2 separate regions of the Homo sapiens genome follow, and region 1 is linked to region 2. Evidence: chromatin loops called from intact Hi-C (ENCODE). Cell type or tissue: B cell. All regions are shown on one strand. Each heading gives the region's core, and the rest is flanking DNA. Links, peaks and the distances in the headings are about the cores only.

The links. A loop is a pair of places that touch in the nucleus more often than their neighbours do. Peaks named below come from ENCODE experiments on the same cell type or tissue, not always from the same donor. Only the 100,000 strongest peaks of a DNase experiment are listed, where the experiment ranks them.
Region 1: it touches region 2 in a loop (12-fold over the local background); 4 of 110 quality-filtered maps call a loop at or near these places.

What each region holds. Positions count from the first base shown.
Region 1 is chr9:89,397,043-89,405,604 of GRCh38, forward strand. SEMA4D (semaphorin 4D) reads right to left here. Exons shown (of 16, transcript NM_001371194.2): 3 at 8,309-8,562; 4 at 5,829-5,974; 5 at 2,234-2,296. The coding sequence starts at 8,414. Among named protein-coding and RNA genes, the nearest start is that of SECISBP2, 83 kb to the left of the region's middle. RefSeq lists an enhancer at 8,360-8,562. In B cell, for the core only: no CTCF peak of the experiment used is centred there; DNase peaks (open chromatin) are centred at 3,579 and 4,801; H3K4me3 peaks cover 855 bases; H3K27ac peaks cover 3,701 bases.
Region 2 is chr9:89,481,072-89,489,648 of GRCh38, forward strand. The region is part of intron 1 of SEMA4D (semaphorin 4D); the gene reads right to left. Among named protein-coding and RNA genes, the nearest start is that of SEMA4D, 13 kb to the right of the region's middle. RefSeq lists enhancers at 542-1,042, 5,462-5,531 and silencers at 4,113-4,192, 4,203-4,292. In B cell, for the core only: no CTCF peak of the experiment used is centred there; DNase peaks (open chromatin) are centred at 3,030 and 4,090; H3K4me3 peaks cover 1,711 bases; H3K27ac peaks cover 5,792 bases.

The DNA.
Region 1 (8,562 bases), core at 1-8,000, 84 kb before region 2:
GTTCTCGTACAGTGGAAGGTTCACTGAGACCCCAACCCCACCCCTAGGCAAACCTAAAGCTGAAACTGGCCTGAGTAATTGTGTCTCTGCAGTGTCCACATGCTGTTCAGGTGCCAAACAGGATTTTGTTTCAGTCCCTAATTGATACTCAGCAAAGATGTGGTGACTGAAAAAAAACTCAATGAATGCTTACCTCAAATCTTACTGGGACACCCACTGTTGAAAGCAATATATTTTACTCTTGCTAAGTACGTGGACCACTTGTTCTGTTGCCAGGCCTGGAGAAGTGTCCACCCTACAGAATTTCCTCTCTGTTTCTGGAGACCCCACCCTGCCTCCAACTTGCACAGAACTAGGAACAGCGACACTAGGTCTACCCAACCCAGGGTCCCAGTCCAGCCCCCATGGGAGTGGCTGCACTAGGAGAGCCTGGAGCCCGGCTTGGCATCAGAAAGGCCCAAGCAGGAAAACAAAGATACCATTTCAGAACCCACTATTTTAGGCTAAAAGTACTTGCGTTACATGTGCTATAGTCTGAAATTATCCCAGATTAGGAGAGTTCTCTTTTTTAGACTGGTTGGAAGTAATTCACTATTCACCCCAACCCACCTGCACACCCCCGGAAACCGGAGCTACACTGCACCGCCTGCTTTTCCTCTCATTTCCTAATCTAACTTTGGATTTAGAGACAAAGACTTCAGTGCAAGTGTTTAGCATTTTGCTAAGAAAGTTTAGCATAGACTTCTTTGGGTTTTCTTTCTTCTTTTGCCTTTAACTCAGCTTGTCTTGACCACCATTGAGGAAGAATGCCCAGTGCCAGGTAGGGACATGATGGCTCAGAGGGTGATGAGGGTAACCTAGAGCTGCAGACGGGAATGAGTATTCGGCCCAGGGCTCCCTGAATGAGTACCACACTGAGGGGCCTGAGGGACCAAAGGGACGGACGTGTGCCAAGAATCCAAAAGTCCCAGTGATAGAGAAAGGAGCCAGAGAAAGTCTAGGCAGACAGGGGCAGGTCCCTGGCAAAACCCCACATGTGAGCCAAAAAGCCTAAAACCCGCAGCCCAGAGTGAGAACTTCTATCCCTGTTTGCCCGCCGTCTCCCGATTGGTTCTTTCTGAACATCTTTTTACAATCAGATGTTGCCTTTTCCGAAACTACCCACAGCCCACCCTGCCCTCATCCTGTGCCTATAAGAGCCCAGACTCAGTTGATAGAGAAGAGAAGGTGCTGGACTAGAGAGAGGTGACTTGACTTCAGAGGGATGGCTGGATTTTGGAGAAATGGCTTAACTTTGGAGAAGAGCCGGCCAGAGCTGGCCAGACTTCAGGGAAGATTATTTGCTCGTCCTGTTCCCTCTCAAGCTCCCATCTCCGCTGAGAGCCACTTCCAACACTAAACAAAATTCTCTGACTCCACCATCCTTTAAGTGTCCATGCAACCTCATTCTTCTTGGATGCCGGACAAGAGCTCAGGACCCTGAGTGTGTGTACCCAAAAAAGGCTGTCATACTGGCCCTTTGCCCTCACTGGCAGAGGACAGCTGTCCCACACAATGAGAAAAGGGGCCCACTGAGCTTATAACACACCACTGTCCATGGAGAACAGAGATAAGAGAGCACTGTAACGCACCCTCTGGGGCTGCGGGGGTCACAGGCACCCCAACCTGGGTGCCACCCTCAGGGCTCACACAAAGCCTGCTCCTGCTGGCACCCAAAACAGCTGGCCAGATCCCACACTTGCTCACTCATGTGCTCCCTCCTGCAAGAGGTTGAGCACAGCAGGCCGAATAAATGGGGCATCTCTGTCGCAAGTCCAACGAAGGGGTTGAGAAAAACTGCATGACTAGCAACTCCTCCAAGCCTAAGGCCTCTGGGTGCAAGGAGGCAGAACAAACCCTGAATTTCTGCACTATTCACCAGTGGGCTTCACTATTCACCAGTGTTCTGTAGTCAAAGTTTCAGGCCATCTGAATACATTCAATTCATATAAACTTTAAAAAAGTATTTCTCAAAGGCCAAATATGTTTGGCACCTGCTTTGAGAAACCCAATCCTGATACTCAGGAATAGAGGGATGAGCTCCAAGACGCATCACAACAAAACCAAGCCCAGCAGAATGAACAGAGCCTGGAGAAAAGGCTGGCCTGCACTGCAGGCATGCTGGCATTCAGTAGATTAAAACAACCAAGAAATACTTGAATGGGATTCTTTGTAGCTTGCAAAAGAAATTTACCTGTTTTGATTTCCCCTTTTCTGCACATTTTGCTTTTTTGTCTTCTGAGACCTTCCAATACACCTGTTGGGATAGAGTCCATATCAGTGCATATTCTTTTAAAGAGATACTAGTATAAAAATGCACAATTTTAAAAGCACATGATAGAGTTTAGAGCCTAGAGGTTTCTCCTGAGATGATCAATTCTCAGACTGCAAGGGAGGTTCAGAGAGCAGGGGAGCAGCCTGGGGCCTTCATGAACATCCTCACTGTGATCCTTATCCTGAAACCAGTGGAGTCTGGAAGACCAGCTCCAAAAGTTCCATCACTCACCATAAAACAGCAGCAAAAATCAAACTCGTGAAAGTGGAGAAAATTAAATTATTTTTCAAAAACCTAAACCATAAGTATTTTCAAACATCAAAGTGGGCTTTTTTCCATCCATTCAAAGTGACTCTACAGGCCGGGCGCAGTGGCTCACACCTGTGATCCCAGCACTTTGGGAGGCTGAGGCAGGCGGATCACCTGAGGTCAGGAGTTCCAGACCAGCCTGGCCAACATGGTGAAACTCCATCTTTACTAAAAATACAAAAATTATCTGGGAGTGGTGGCGGGCGCCTGTAATCCCAGCTACTCGAGAGGCTGAGGCAGGAGAATCTCTTGAACCCGGGAGGCGAAGGTTGCAGTAAGCCGAGATCGCACCACTGCACTCCAGCCTCGTGTGCCTGGGCAACAGAGTAAGACTCCGTCTCAAAAAAAAAAAAAAAAAAAAAAAAAAGTGACTCTACAGTCCAGTTTAAAAAAAAAAGCCACAATATTCACTGTATCAGTAGAAAGGGAGATTTACGATTCCTTAAACTTGCATGTTGGCAGCAGGAGGAAGTGATGAACTAACACCACCAGCTCAGCTCAGGCACCATCTTAGTAAGATCCATGTTCCTACCACCTCTTCTTTCAAACCAGGGACAATTCGTGATCAGAAACTTCCAGGGGGTGGGGGCCTTAGCCCCTTGCCCTCCAAAGCCCCCACAGAATAGAAAGCAACATAAGACAAAAGGGAAGGTTTCTATATCTATCTCTGCCTCACCTTCCCCAAAATGCCCCCTCTCTCTGTGATGTTCCATAACTGATGCAAAAGAAACCAGTAACAATGTATTTTTCTCCACCAAAAGGCTTGTAGCAGGTGTCAGGACTCAGAGGTTAGGAAGCACACAGGGCTTCTAGGAGGGAGAGTATGAGGAGAGGAACCCCACTTTAGGTTTCTAACTAACTCTGTGAGTTCCTGAACAGCACCCAGGCTGCAGACACAGTACTAAGGGAGTGTCATTTCATAGAAATGGAAGTCCTGATAGGGGCACACAAAAGCGGAACAGAGTCTCATTTAAAATAGCCACTTCCTTCAGCATTTAAAGTACAGATGATTTCGTCAACTCGCATGAAATGCATAAGGACAAGGGAACGTACACTTCAACAGACTCTTGATCACGTTTGCAGGGATTTTCACTGATGCTTGGCGGGGGTCTCTTTATTTTTTTCTTTTAAGTATAAGAGGTCCCCAAGCCTCTCCCCAACCCCGAGGGACCACCATGGTGTCATTAACAGAGCAATGTCTGGCTCTCACTGAACACCTGTGGGGCCAGCACAAACACACTGTCCACAATTCCCCCAAGACCGAGTGTGAGCCTGTGTGGTCAGGAAGGCGCTCAGAGGAAGAGAATTTAACAGACACGCGAAGAGTAAGAGCTGAGTGAGGTGAGACCACCACATCTTTCTGCTCAGAGTGCCTCACAGTGCTGAATACTTTGTTTTTGTTTTTTTGAGACAGGGTCTCGCTCTGTTGCCCAGGCTGGACTGCAGTGGCATGATCTCAGCTCACTGCAGCCTCGACCTCCTGGGCTCAAGTGATCCTCCCACTTCAGACTTCCAAGCACCTCAGACTCCCAAGACCTGAGCCACCACACCTGGCTATTTTTTGCAGTTTTTGTAGAGAAAGGGTTTCGCCATGTTGCCCAGGCTGGTCTCAAACTCTTGAGCTCAAGTAATCCGCCTACCTCGACCTCCCACAGTGTTAGGATAACATGCGTGAGCCACAGCACCCAGCCAAATACTTGTTTTCAGAGCATAATGCTCAGAGCTCATTTATGTGTCAAACAGAAATTGAGAAATAAGCTAGACCCTGGAGATGAAAACAAAAAGAGATCTGGGCAGAAAATGTCCAGCGTGAACCTGGAACAGATTCCAGAGAGCAAGAAAACTAACCCCACACCGCGAGGTCTCAGGAGCCAACCCAAACAGGCTGCTGTTGACCATGGATGCGACGATTTGAGCATGAGGTAGGTGTTTCACTGTGATGGGTCAAAGAAGAGCAAATATCTTTAAATCTATGACTTCATTGTGACACTAAAAATCAATCAAAAAACTCACTCTTGCCCTTCAGAGGGGAAACTGACTCATTAACTCATTATTCTGAAAACTGGTAAATAAAGGCAAAGATTCCAAGCATCGATTCTGCATTTCCCAAAGGAAATGGGACCTCTACGGACCAAAATAGCTGGTGATGGGCACTTCCCCTTTTATACGATTTCCAGCTAACAAGTAGAGAAGGAGAGGTAGAATCAGAACATTGCGTTTTGCAATCTTTGATGAGAAGAGCATCTAGACTTCGCTGGTCAAAGGCCACCGAGACTGAGGAGGAGGAACACCTGCCTCCATGGAGAAGCCCGCCTCACAGCCCTGAGAGGGATGAGCCTGGATCTGACACCCAGCTGGGGATGTGAAGACAGAGGTGCATGCTAAAGACACCATGAGTGGGGCTGGGTGTGGTGGCACATACTTACAGTCCCAGCTACTCAGGAGGCTGAGGCAAGAGGATCACTTGAGCCCAGGAGTTTGAGGCTGCAGTGAGCTACAATCAAATTTTAAATTCGGTTTGATTTTTTAAAATGTTTAAAGACACCGAGGAATCAGGAGCAATGTGAAGAGTGGGACATGGGATGGGCTGTGCAGAGTAGCTTTCTCAGGAAGGAAACCGAGGCTGGCTCCTAGAAGCGGAGACTGAATGGACAGGGTGACCAGCTGCAATGGATTGGGACAGCGTGGTTGCAACCTGATTCAAACTAAACGTTTGAACCAACTAAACAAGCATCATCCACAAGAGTCGGTGAAATATGAACACTGGCTGAATGTATGATGATATAAATTTTGGAGAAGCTATTTTTGATTATTTGCACGACAAGGGGCCCTTTCCAGTAAGAGATACCCAGATGAAGAATGTGGTGTCGGGATCTGCCTCAATGCCCCAGGAGGTGGAGGGTACTGTAGGCAAGACTGAACACCCGGCCTTGCATAAGCTGCAGTGGGCACAGGGCTCATGGCATAGCTGTCTCTGCTCATAGGTATGTTTGAGATTTTTTCATAATAAAAAGTTCAAAAAAAAAAAAAGCAAAGAGGGTGGTCCCCGGGTGAACTGCTGGTGGACACCCAAAGATGGGGCTGCATGGTCACAGCTACAGAATGGAGGCTCCAGGTAAGTCAGCCCCCAGCCCCACAGTGGGGCCAGGAGAGGCTGCCCACTCAAGCTGGGCTATGTGGACATGCAGGGGAGCCCAGGACGTACCTCATGCTGCTTCTCGGAGATGTTGAGTGCGTTCACAGCGAAGACCGCCTCCCGGGCACCTATGTACAAGGTGTCCTTGTCCTCGCTCAGCAGCAAGGCTGAGTAGTTGTAGATGTCTGGCTCATGAAACTGCACCAGGTGCACCTCTGTGGGATGCAAGGGCAGGGTCAGAGTGGGAGGAAGAAAAGAGCGATGGAAGCATTTTTAAACCTGAGCACATCCTAGGTCCCTGTCTCAGTGACAATGAGCACGTCTGGGTGCAGTCATGTCTCGAGGGCCATGTGTTGCTGCAACAGGCACTGCTACAGTGGAGGTGGCCTCAGTCAACGCCAGACCCACAGTGTAGCCATCAGGTGTGCTCATGGGAACCACTCACAGCCCTAGAGCTCAAGCCCGGAGCCAGTGTGCTCACTTTGAAGCTGTGAGTCGGACATCCCTTCCTGCTCCCTCAGATCCCAGAATCCCAAACCCTGCTCTGCCAGATGCTTCCTGTGATGGCTCCCACCCTCTGCCCACCCAACTCTGGTCTACATGCCTTGTCATCCACAGATTAGGTGTACAGGAATACAATGACTTAGGATTTTCTTATTCAGGAAAAGAATGTTTTACTTCAAAATCTTCACAAAATTTCTTTTGGAGAATATATCCATCAACGAATGCAATTCTCAGTGATCACCACCACAAACTTATAGACAGAGAAACAAGTGACGTCTCTTTGCTTATTAGGTTACTGTATCAATAGCTACTTAGGAAAATGAAGATTTGAGCAATAGCTGCTTAAGAATAATATAAATGTATCAGCATTATTTTTTTTAGGACCTGTTTCTTCAACTGTCCTGACAACAATTTGAGCATTTTGACCTTGGCTTTTTACATATTACCAAGAGTCTGCTTTATTTAAGAGTCAGGTGGGCCAGGTGTGGTGGCGGGCGCCTGTAACCCCAGCACTTTGGGAGGCCAAGGTGGGACGACTGCTTGTGTCCAGGAGATTGAGGCTGCAGTAAGCTATGATTGTCCCACTGCACTCTAGCCTGGGCAACAGAGCCAGACCCTGACTTCGAGAAAAAACAAAGAGAGTCAGGTGTTCATACTTTCTGTTCTAATTTTCCCATGTGGAAGAGAGATGCACACAGGCAGCAGGTCCTCTCTCTCAGCACAACAATGGCCTATATTGCTGACAGCTCTCAGCCACCTGCAAGCAACACCTTGCTCAGGACCCAGGGTGTAAGCTCTCAATCCACTGAGTCAGAAACCCGGGTCCCCAGACACATCCTCCAAGAGAAGAAATAACTAAAAAAAAACTAAACAGCAGGAAAGGAAAGTAGCTGGCATGAGGCTCAGCTGCACGTAGGACGAGCATTCTTATGATGCCTCACTGTTCTTCTCAGGCGCCTGGAGCAGACGCTCAGTGGGGCGGGTGCTTTGGCAGCACGCCGCGAACATTACTAGGTACGAGGGAGGGAAGCTTCCTGTCAGGGGTCCCCAGATTCAGAAACCAAATCAGGAGGTCTGCACGAGCCTTGCTGAGTATCTACAGTTGTCACAGCCTCTCCCTTAGATCAGCTGAGTAGGCCTGTCTGCTCAGACAAAAGTTCTCAGAGCAGAGAATCCAACAGATCACATGCCAGCATCCTCAGCCACCTGCCTGAGCATCCCAGGAAGTGGAGTTCCTGTCCCGTCCCCAGCCACCCGCCTCAGCATCCCAGGAAGTGGAGTCCCCATCCCGTCCCCAGCCACCCGCCTCAGCATCCCAGGAAGTGGAGTCCCCATCCCGACCTCAGCCACTCACCTCAGCATCCCAGGAAGTGGGGTCCCCATCCCGTCCCCAGCCACCCACCGCAGCATCCCAGGAAGTGGGGTCCCTGTCCCATTCTCAGCCACCCACCTCAGCATCCCAGGAAGTGGGGTCCCTGTCCCGTTCTCAGCCACTCACCTCAGCATCCCAGGAAGTGGGGTCCCCATCCCATCCTCAGCCACCCGCCTCAGCATCCCAGGAAGTGGAGTCCCCATCCCATCCCCAGTCACCCGCCTCAGCATCCCAGGAATTGGGGTCCCCATCCCATCGCCAGCCACCCACCTCAGCATCCCAGGAAGTGGGGTCCCCGTCCCGTCCTCAGCCACTCACCTCAGCATCCCAGGAAGTGGGGTCCCCATCCCATCCTCAGCCACCCGCCTCAGCATCCCAGGAAGTGGAGTCCCCATCCTGTCCCCAGCCACCCGCCTCAGCATTCCAGGAAGTGGGGTCCCCATCCCATCCCCAGCCACCCGCCTCAGCATCCCAGGAAGTGGGGTCCCCATCCCGTCCTCAGCCACTCACCTCAGCATCTCAGGAAGTGGAGTCCCTGTCCCGTTCCCAGCCACCCGCCTCAGCATTCCAGGAAGTGGGGTCCCTGTCCCGTCCCCAGCCACCCACCTCAGCATCCCAGGCAGTGAGGTCCCCATCCCAGGCCATCAGCACCCCTGCAGGTTTCGTCACTCACCTCTGTGCTCCCAGGTGATCCGGGGTATGGGTGCAAATGCCATCGCTGTCCCAAACATCACTGCAAGGGCCATGAGCAGCCCCCTAATGGGGGTGCACATCCTCATCAGGTAGAGGCGACCCCAGGGGCTTCAGCAGCAAAGGCTCACGGCAGCAGGTGGCCGGGCAGGTGTGCTATTGCAGATGCGGCTCAGCGCCCCAGGACCAGGGCCAGCAGCACAGCCTGGAGCTCGTGAACAGCGCGGTCCCTGAGAA
Region 2 (8,577 bases), core at 262-8,261:
GAACCTGGGACACACTAGGCAGGCACTGCATGCTCTCCGAGGGGTAGATGGCAGCAGATTGAGTGGACCCTGTGCAGCCAGAGACAGAAACTGTGAAGCTGAAAAACACCATGTTAGGAATGACAGGGACGTGCCCACCTGGCCTTGGTGAGCAGGTGGCGGTGGGGTGGGATGCACAGAGGGGACAGCTGGAGAGACCCCCGAGGGTCCAGCGAGGGAGGCGGGGCCCATCAGCAAGCAACAGGAGCTGGTTCAGGGGCCCCTTCTCAGAGGAGAGGGTTCACAGCAGGACTGGAAACAGGGTGCCACGTGGGAGGTCTGAGACAAAATTAAACCACAGGTGCCACCACGGAGACAAGACCTGCCCCAGGAAGTGGAGCCATAAGAACTGGAGGGCCCTTGGTGTCCTGAAAGGACAATAAAAGGCTAAAACACAGCCTGTGTGCAAGGATGTTCAAAATATCATTCCTAACAGCCTCAAACTGGAAGCCGAGAGGGCAGCAGACACCCGTGGCGGATATAAATGTGCCTAAATTGTGGCAGACACACACACCGGAATACGTGGTGGCAAGGCAAGAGAAGAAGACCCTGGGTGAGCTCAAGCCAAATGTCACAGACGGATGCTGAGTGACACGCACGAGGATGTGCTGCAGAACCCAAGGCACACAGACTCAAGCCAGCCAAGATTAACCTGCGCTGTGATCAGCTGGGGAGTGGTGAGCAGGGGGCCCCAGGGCCCTGTGCTCTGCTCCTCTTCCCAGGCATCGCAGGGCTGGCTCCATTTGTGAAGATTCAAGGGCCGCACACTGAGGCTAGGTGTGCTTCACAGTAAATTCTGCAAATATCTCACTGCAGAAGGAAGGAGGAGATGGAAAGATGAAAACAGCAAACCTGGTGAGAGGGTTTCGCTGCTGCTGCTTCCTGTCGATGACCTTCCCTTGACTCCAAGAGGGGAAAGGAGGCAGGGAGAGGGGTCACCGCCCAGACGGGTGAGGGGATCCACTGCAAAGTAGTGGGCCATGGAGCCGACCCAGCTGCTCTAAGAAGAAGGCAGCAAAGCCAGTTGAGGACCAACCAGCTCACAGCGGTCAGAGCACTTGCAATGTCCACCATCCACTGGCTGGCTGTATCCTACTGCCCTCCTGGGACACGTCCACAGAGAATGTGCACCAGCAAGGCCACCAAGCAGGCCACACCTGGATCACTCTGACGACCACGAGGCCAGAGTCTCAGACCATGGAATCTGCTCTTCATGTCAGCTCTGATCAGACAGGCACTTGGAAGAGTCACAACGCAAAGAACAGCACGGGCCACACTCGTTACGGTTTACACAGGCATCAGCAACAGCTCTGATCCTCAGGGAAGCCTCCCAGCCATTCTCAGCCCCAGCAGCAGAAGGCCCCGCAAAGCTCAGGATAACTGCACTGTAGCAAATGTCTCCTGTGCAGCAGGAGGCACACTCTGCCTCCTCCAGCAGCAAGGAGAGGGCCCCCAGCCCAGCAGTTTGGGGAGGGTGACACCAGCAGGAACGGACTCCCGGCCTGACACAATTCATGAATAAGGCTGTGCTTGGCAAAGTGTTTTTCCGTCTGTAGCAACTACAATGTAAGTGCTTGAAAAGGCTTCAGAGTAGTCCTGACACAAAATGTCTCAGTGGAAGTCTCCAGATGACACCATCACTTATTTAGAGAATGCCACTGTGGCCTGAGCATGGTCTCCTCGCTGAGAAAAGAGAAAGGGGAGAGAGCATGTCTGCATTCTCAGGGCTCCTTCATTTCCACCGCGAGACATCTGTGCTAAGCCATCTATCCCTTCTGCAGCCCTAAATGTGCTAATTATTAAATGACACTCTCTTCCAGTTGAAATAAAACCTGTGCCCACTGGCTGGAGTCACAGAGCGGTTACTTGTAAATAAATGGAGTCTGTATCTCCCCGAAGGCTTGATTCCAGGTCCTGCAGCGACTGGTGTCTATTTTAAAAATCGCCTTCTCACCACCTCTCTGGTTTCGCCAAGCTGGCAAAAACCAAGCCCTGCTCCAACCGTGCTCTTGTGGAAGGAACTGGAACATGAGGATGGCAGATCCCTGCACAGAGAGACCTCAGCCCCACAGAACATCCAGGACGCAGCCGCTGCTTACAGGCAAGACCAAGGGAGCCAGGCGGCTTCCCAGGATTCCACATTTGAAACCCAAGCCACTGCCCTCAGCATTCAAAGACAAGCTAGATATCCAATTCCACCTGCTCAAGAGCTCTGCTTTGACCCAGTTTTCCTGCCCTGTTGTTCTCAGGCTTGCGGTCCAACACCAGCCCCTGGGGTAGGCACTGTGCTGAAGGCTCTAAGGCATGTCCAGCCCCAGAAATGTGGGGATTAGCCTCACTGAGAGGAAAATCAAGCGGTAGAGGAGTACATGGTCAAAGTCAGCCAACGTGAGAAATAAGATAATAATACATAGTGTACACACATTGACGTCACGCTAAAATTTTTACATTTCCATGCAGTTACACATAGGGCCAGATGTCACATGGGGGTCAGTAGTTCTCAATCTGGGGGTTGCAAACACAGTTTTTCAACAAATATAATCAAATAAAAATATCAGGGGGTGTCACAGATAGTTAAGGGCGGCTGTTATGAGCAAAACTTACTGGCATGTGTGCATCTGTGTGCTGTGTGTGTGTGCGTGTGCTGCCTCACAATATAAAATGCATGTGGGTCACTGTCAGCGTCTGAAGCCAGCCAGGCATGAGACACCCACACAGCCAGGCTGCCTGATGGTCAAGAAGCTTTTGTATTGTAATAAAAAATGTTTTAGCAATATGGTCCATGCACTGAAACCTTCCTGAGGCTTGGTTTCAAACATAACACTGAATTCCACATGCATCTCAGTTCAAACGTGGGCAAGAAGGGATATTACAGGAGTCATCTCATTTAATAATCCTACAGTCCCCCAACAACCACTGAGGGACAACCCCACTAAGGAAGAGGGCGGGCCCCACTGAGGCTGCGCACAAGCTGGCAGGCACAGAAGGGCTTCCGGGCTCCCCCAGGAACTGGAGCCTTAAAGAGGACGCCGCGGCCACCCCGCCCTGCAGGCCCACCTGCAGCTGGGCTGCATCTGGGAGAGGCAAGCGAGGGGCCGGCCAGCTTCACTGCCTGCATGCCCTTTAGGAGCAGAACAAGCTGCAAAACACCCACCTGCTCTGGGAACAAGGCACGCATGACCAGTCTAGGAAAAGTGTGCAAAGCTCTCAAGACTCCGATGCATACGGGGTATGTGTGTGCTGTGTGTGCTGCGGCACGTGCAGCATATGACTGTGTGGTGTTATGTGTGGGGTTTGATGTGTGGTGTGTGTGGTGTGTATGTGTACAGTGTGTGTTGTGTGTGTTTTGTGTGTGTGTGTGGCATGGTATGTGTATGTACCACGTGGTGGGTTTGTGTAGTGTGTGTGGTGTGTATGGACTGGGTGTGTGGGGTGGGGAGGTACGTGTATGGTGTGTGTATACATGGTGGGGTATGTGTGTAGTATGGGGTGTTCCGTGGTGTGATGTGCGGTGTATGTATGCAGTATATATGTAGTGTGTGTGTGGTGTGGTGTGTGTATGTAGTGTGGTGGCTGTGTGTGTGGTATGTGATGTGGTGTATGGATGTGTTGTGTGTTATGTGTGTGTGGTGTGGCAGGTATGTGTGAAGTGTGTGGTATGGGGAATGTGTGGTGTGGTGTGTGGATGTATTGTGTGGTGGGTGTGTGGTGTGTGGATGTATTGTGTGGTGTGTGTGTAATGTGTGTATACTGGGTGTTTGTGGTGTGGGGGGTATGTGTGTAGTGTGTGGTATGGGGTGTGTGGTGTGATGTGTATGTGTGTGTTGTTTGGTGTGTGTGTACTGGGTGGGTGGTGGAGGCATATGTGTGTAGTATGTTGTGTGTGTGTGTGTGTGTGTGTTCCAGAGCTACATTTTTCAACCTTTTCCTTTGTATTTCTCCTTTGTGATTTCCATAACAAGTATTGTTGCAGAAAATCAGAGAAATGTAGACAAGCACCAAGGAGAAAACAGAAGGCACGTCATCAACTAAACATCTGACTCGCATTTTGGACATGGTCTAGTGCTTTCTAGGCAATTGTAAGTCCTTGCCATGCATGTTGGTTCACAAACTGTTCTTAACACATGATGTATTATGCTGACTTCTCATCTCATTAGGCATATTTTACACTAGATTTTCAAAGAGTGACCAATGTTACTATGGCACATCCTGCCTAACTATTTCACTGTCAGTAGCTGCCCAGGTTATATCTGGATTTTCTATTTATAAACACTGAGAAACACCCTTTTCAATAAATGCTTCTTAACATTCATGATTCTTTAAATAAATGTCTAGCTCATTCAGACTCCAATGGCCAAAGGGTACATGTGCCTTAAAATCTTTAAAACATTAACCGGGCTGGGCACGGTGGCTCACACCTGTAATCCTAGCACTTTGGGAGGCCAAGACGGGAGGATCACCTGAGGTCGGGAGTTCAAGACCAGCCTGACCAACATGGAGAAACCCCATCTCTACTAAAAATACAAAATTAGCCGGGCATGGTGGCGCATGCCTGTAATCCCAGCTACTTGGGAGGCTGAGGCAGGAGAATCACTTGAACTTGGGAGGCAGAGGTTGCAGTGAGCCAAGATTGCACCATTGCACTCCAGCCTGGGCAACAAGAGCAAAACTCCATCTCAAAAAAAAAAAAAAAAAAAAAAAAAAGAAAAAAAAAAAACCACTAACCAACTGCCACCTCCTAGTGCATGCATTAGATGCTGGACCTCAGTATAGAGCATCGAATCACAACTCCTGGCTTCACCACTTCTTGGCTGAGCGGCTTCAAGAATAACATTCTTATTCTCTCTGTTCTCACCTGTAAACAAGAGGGGAGAACTGACCCAGTCTTACAGGACTGTGGTCAGAACTCCATGAGACGGATAGAGTTTGGCATATCATTTATAACAAGGTCACCATGAACGTCATCTAGCATTCTTGTCCCATAACTTCTTTCCCTTGTTTCCAATCTGTCTTTCCAATTCATCACTCTGAAATGCCAGAGTTACTCCTGAGACATCGATCTGATTGCTTTATTTACTGCTCAAATACCTGCATAATTATGCTGAGTGAAAGAAGCCAGACTCAAAGGCTACAATCTGTATAATTCCTTCTATATGAAATTCTGGAAAAGCCTAGAGGGATGGAAAACAGGTCAGTGGTTGCTAGGTCTGGGGAAAGGAAACTGACTACAAAGGGGCACAAGACGGAATTTTTGGAGTTATGAAAATTTTCCATACCTTGATTTGGTGTGGAAATGATTTGGTATGGTTATATTTACCAAAACCACATGCATTAACCAAAACTCACAGAATGGTACATTTAACAGGAAAGATTTCACTGTATATAAAATTATAGCTCAATAAATCACACAAATAACCAGAACTGACTCAAACAGAAACAGAAAATCTTCATAGTCCTATGTTAAGGAATTGAATTCATAATTAAAAGCCTCTCCATAAAGAAAACCCCAGACAGGCTGGGCACAGTGGCTCACACCTGTAAGCTCAGCACTTCAGAAGGCCAAAGCGGGAAGATGGCTTGAGGTTAGGAATTCAAGGCCAGCCTGGGAATCATAGTGAAACTCTGTCTCTGCTAAAATTCAAAAAAATTAGCCAGGCATAGTGGTGTATGCTTGTAGTCCCAGCTACTCTGGAGGCTGAGGCAGGAAGATCACTTGAGCCCAGGAAGTCAAGGCTGCAGTGAGCTATGATTGAGCTATGATTGTACCACTGCACTCCAGCCTGGACAACACAGTGAGACCTTGTCTCCAAAAAGGGAAAGGAAGGGAAGGGGAGGGGAGGGCAAGAGAAGCCCAATCCTACAAAGACTATTCAAAAATAGTAAGAGGAACCACTTCTCAAATCATTGTGTGGGGCAAACTTTACTTTGATACCAATATAAAATACAGTACCAGAAAAGAAAACAATATCCCTCATGACATAGCCACAAATATCCTTAATAAAATTGCAGCAAATCAAATCCAGCAATATATAAATATATATATATAATATATAAAACAAATATATAAAAAAGATACATAATTACCAAGTGGGATTTGTGCCAGAAATGCAAGAATGATTTAACATTCAAAAGTTAACCAGTGTAATTCACCATATTTACAAACAAAAAATGAAAAACCCTATGATCATCTCAACAGATACAGAAAAAGTATATGAGGAAATTCAACACCTACTCATGATAAAAGCTCTCAACAAATTAAAAAACTTCCACCGCCTTGTAAAAGGCACTTCATATCTTTACCTAACATCATACTTAACAACAACAACAACAAAACTTGAAATTCTTCCTTCCTGATATTGGGAACAGGCAAGAATGTCCACTTTTATCACTTCTATTAATCATTGTACTGAAAGTCCTAGAAGTGAAAGAAAAGAAGAAAAAGGAGTAAAAGGCATTCTAACTGGAAAGAAACTGGTCTTTATTCATAATCATCAGAATTATCTATATGAAAGATCTTGAGGGACTACAAAAAAAGCTACTTAAATAGCGACTTAGCAAGGTTCACAGGATAAACAAAAAATAGAAAAAATCAATTGTATTTCTATATATCGCAATTAACAACTGGAAAATAAAATTTTTAAAATCCATGTATAATAATATGAAATACTTATGAGTAAATCTGATAAAACATGTGCAAGACCTGTACACTCAAAACTACAAAACACTGCTGAAAGAAATAAAGGAAGATGAAAATAGAGGGAGATTCCATGCTCATTGGTCAAGAGACCAAATATTGTTACAATGTTTTTTCCCAAATTGATCTAAGGAGTTAATACAATTCTGGCCAAAATCCAAGCAGGCTTGCTGTAGAAACTGACAAACTGATCTTAAGTATATAAGAAAATGCAAAGGATCTAGAACCGACACTACAATTTTGAAAATGAAGCAAAATTGTCATGCTACCTGACTTCAGGAGTTACTACAGAGACAGTGTGATACTGGGACCTATGAGGAATAAGCCATAATGGAACAGAACAGAATCCAGAAACAAAGGCACACAGATATGGTCAATTACTTTACAAACATGGTATCAACATAATTCACTGGAGAAAGAAGAGGCTTGCTGTTGTTGTTTACTTTAAAACAAATGGTGTGAGAACAATCGGAAGTCTACATGTAAAACAATGAACCTCAATCCTTAGCTCTTTCCATTAAAAATTAACTCGAAATGGATCACAGATCTTTTTTTTTTTTTTTTTTTTTTTTTTTTGAGAACAGAGTCTCACTCTGTCACACAGGCTGGAGTGGCTGGAGTGCAATGGTGCGATCTCAGCTCATTGCAACCTCCGCCTCCCAGGTTCAAGTGATTCTCCTGCCTCAGGCTCCCAAGAAGCTGGGATTACATACGTGCACCATCACATCCGGCTAATTTTTGTACTTTTAGTAGAGACAGGGTTTCACCATATTGGCCAGGCTGGTCTCAAACTCCTGACCTCAGGTGTTCCACTCACCTCAGCCTCCCGAACTGTTGGGATTACAGGCGTGAGCCACCACGCCCAACCAAAATGGATCTCAGATCTAAACATAAAAGCTAAAATTACCACATTTTCAGAAGAAAACACAGATAATCTTTATCACTATGGATTAGACAAAGATTTCTTAAATAGGGTACAAAAAGCACAAACCATTAAAACAACTTAAAACCAAAAAGTCTGCCCATTGAAAGATATAACGGATAAAAAGGCAAGCCATAGACTGAGAGAAAATATTTGCAATACAAGTATCTGACAAAAGGTTTGAGTCAAGAATATGTAAAGAACACCTACAACTCACATATAAGAAGACAACCCAATTAAAAAGTGATCAAAAGATCTGAACAGACACTTCACAAAAGAATATACACAAATAGCTAATAAGCACATGAAAAGACGCTCAACTAAAACTGCACAGATACAGCACTACCACATTTCCACTAGAATAGCTAAAATTAATAAGACTGACAACAGCAAGTGTTGGCACAGACGTAAACCAACTGCAACTCTCATGCGTTAGCAGTGGGAACGTAAAATGATACAACTGCTTTGCAAAGCAGTTTGCCAGATTTTTAATCAAGTTAAACATCTACTTACCATGAAACCCTGTAATTCCACTTGTAGGTAGTTACGCAGGAGAAATAAAAACATATGTCCACGCTAAGATTTGCCCACGAATGCTCACAGCATGTCTTATATCATCTTTTATTGTGGTAAAATACTCGTAAGATAAAATTTACCATTTTAAAGCGTATAATCCAGTGGCATTTAGTACATTCGCAATGTTATGTAACCATCACCCCTATCTAGTTCCAGGACCTCAAAAGGAACCCCAATGCATATTAAGTGTTCACTTCCCATTCCCCCACCTCCCCAGCTCCTGGCAACCACTAACGTGTTTTCTGTCTGGAAAGATCTGCCCATTCTGAACATTTCATATCAATGAAATAATACAATATGCAGCTATTAATCTGTGCCTGGCTACCTTCACTTAGAATAATGTTTT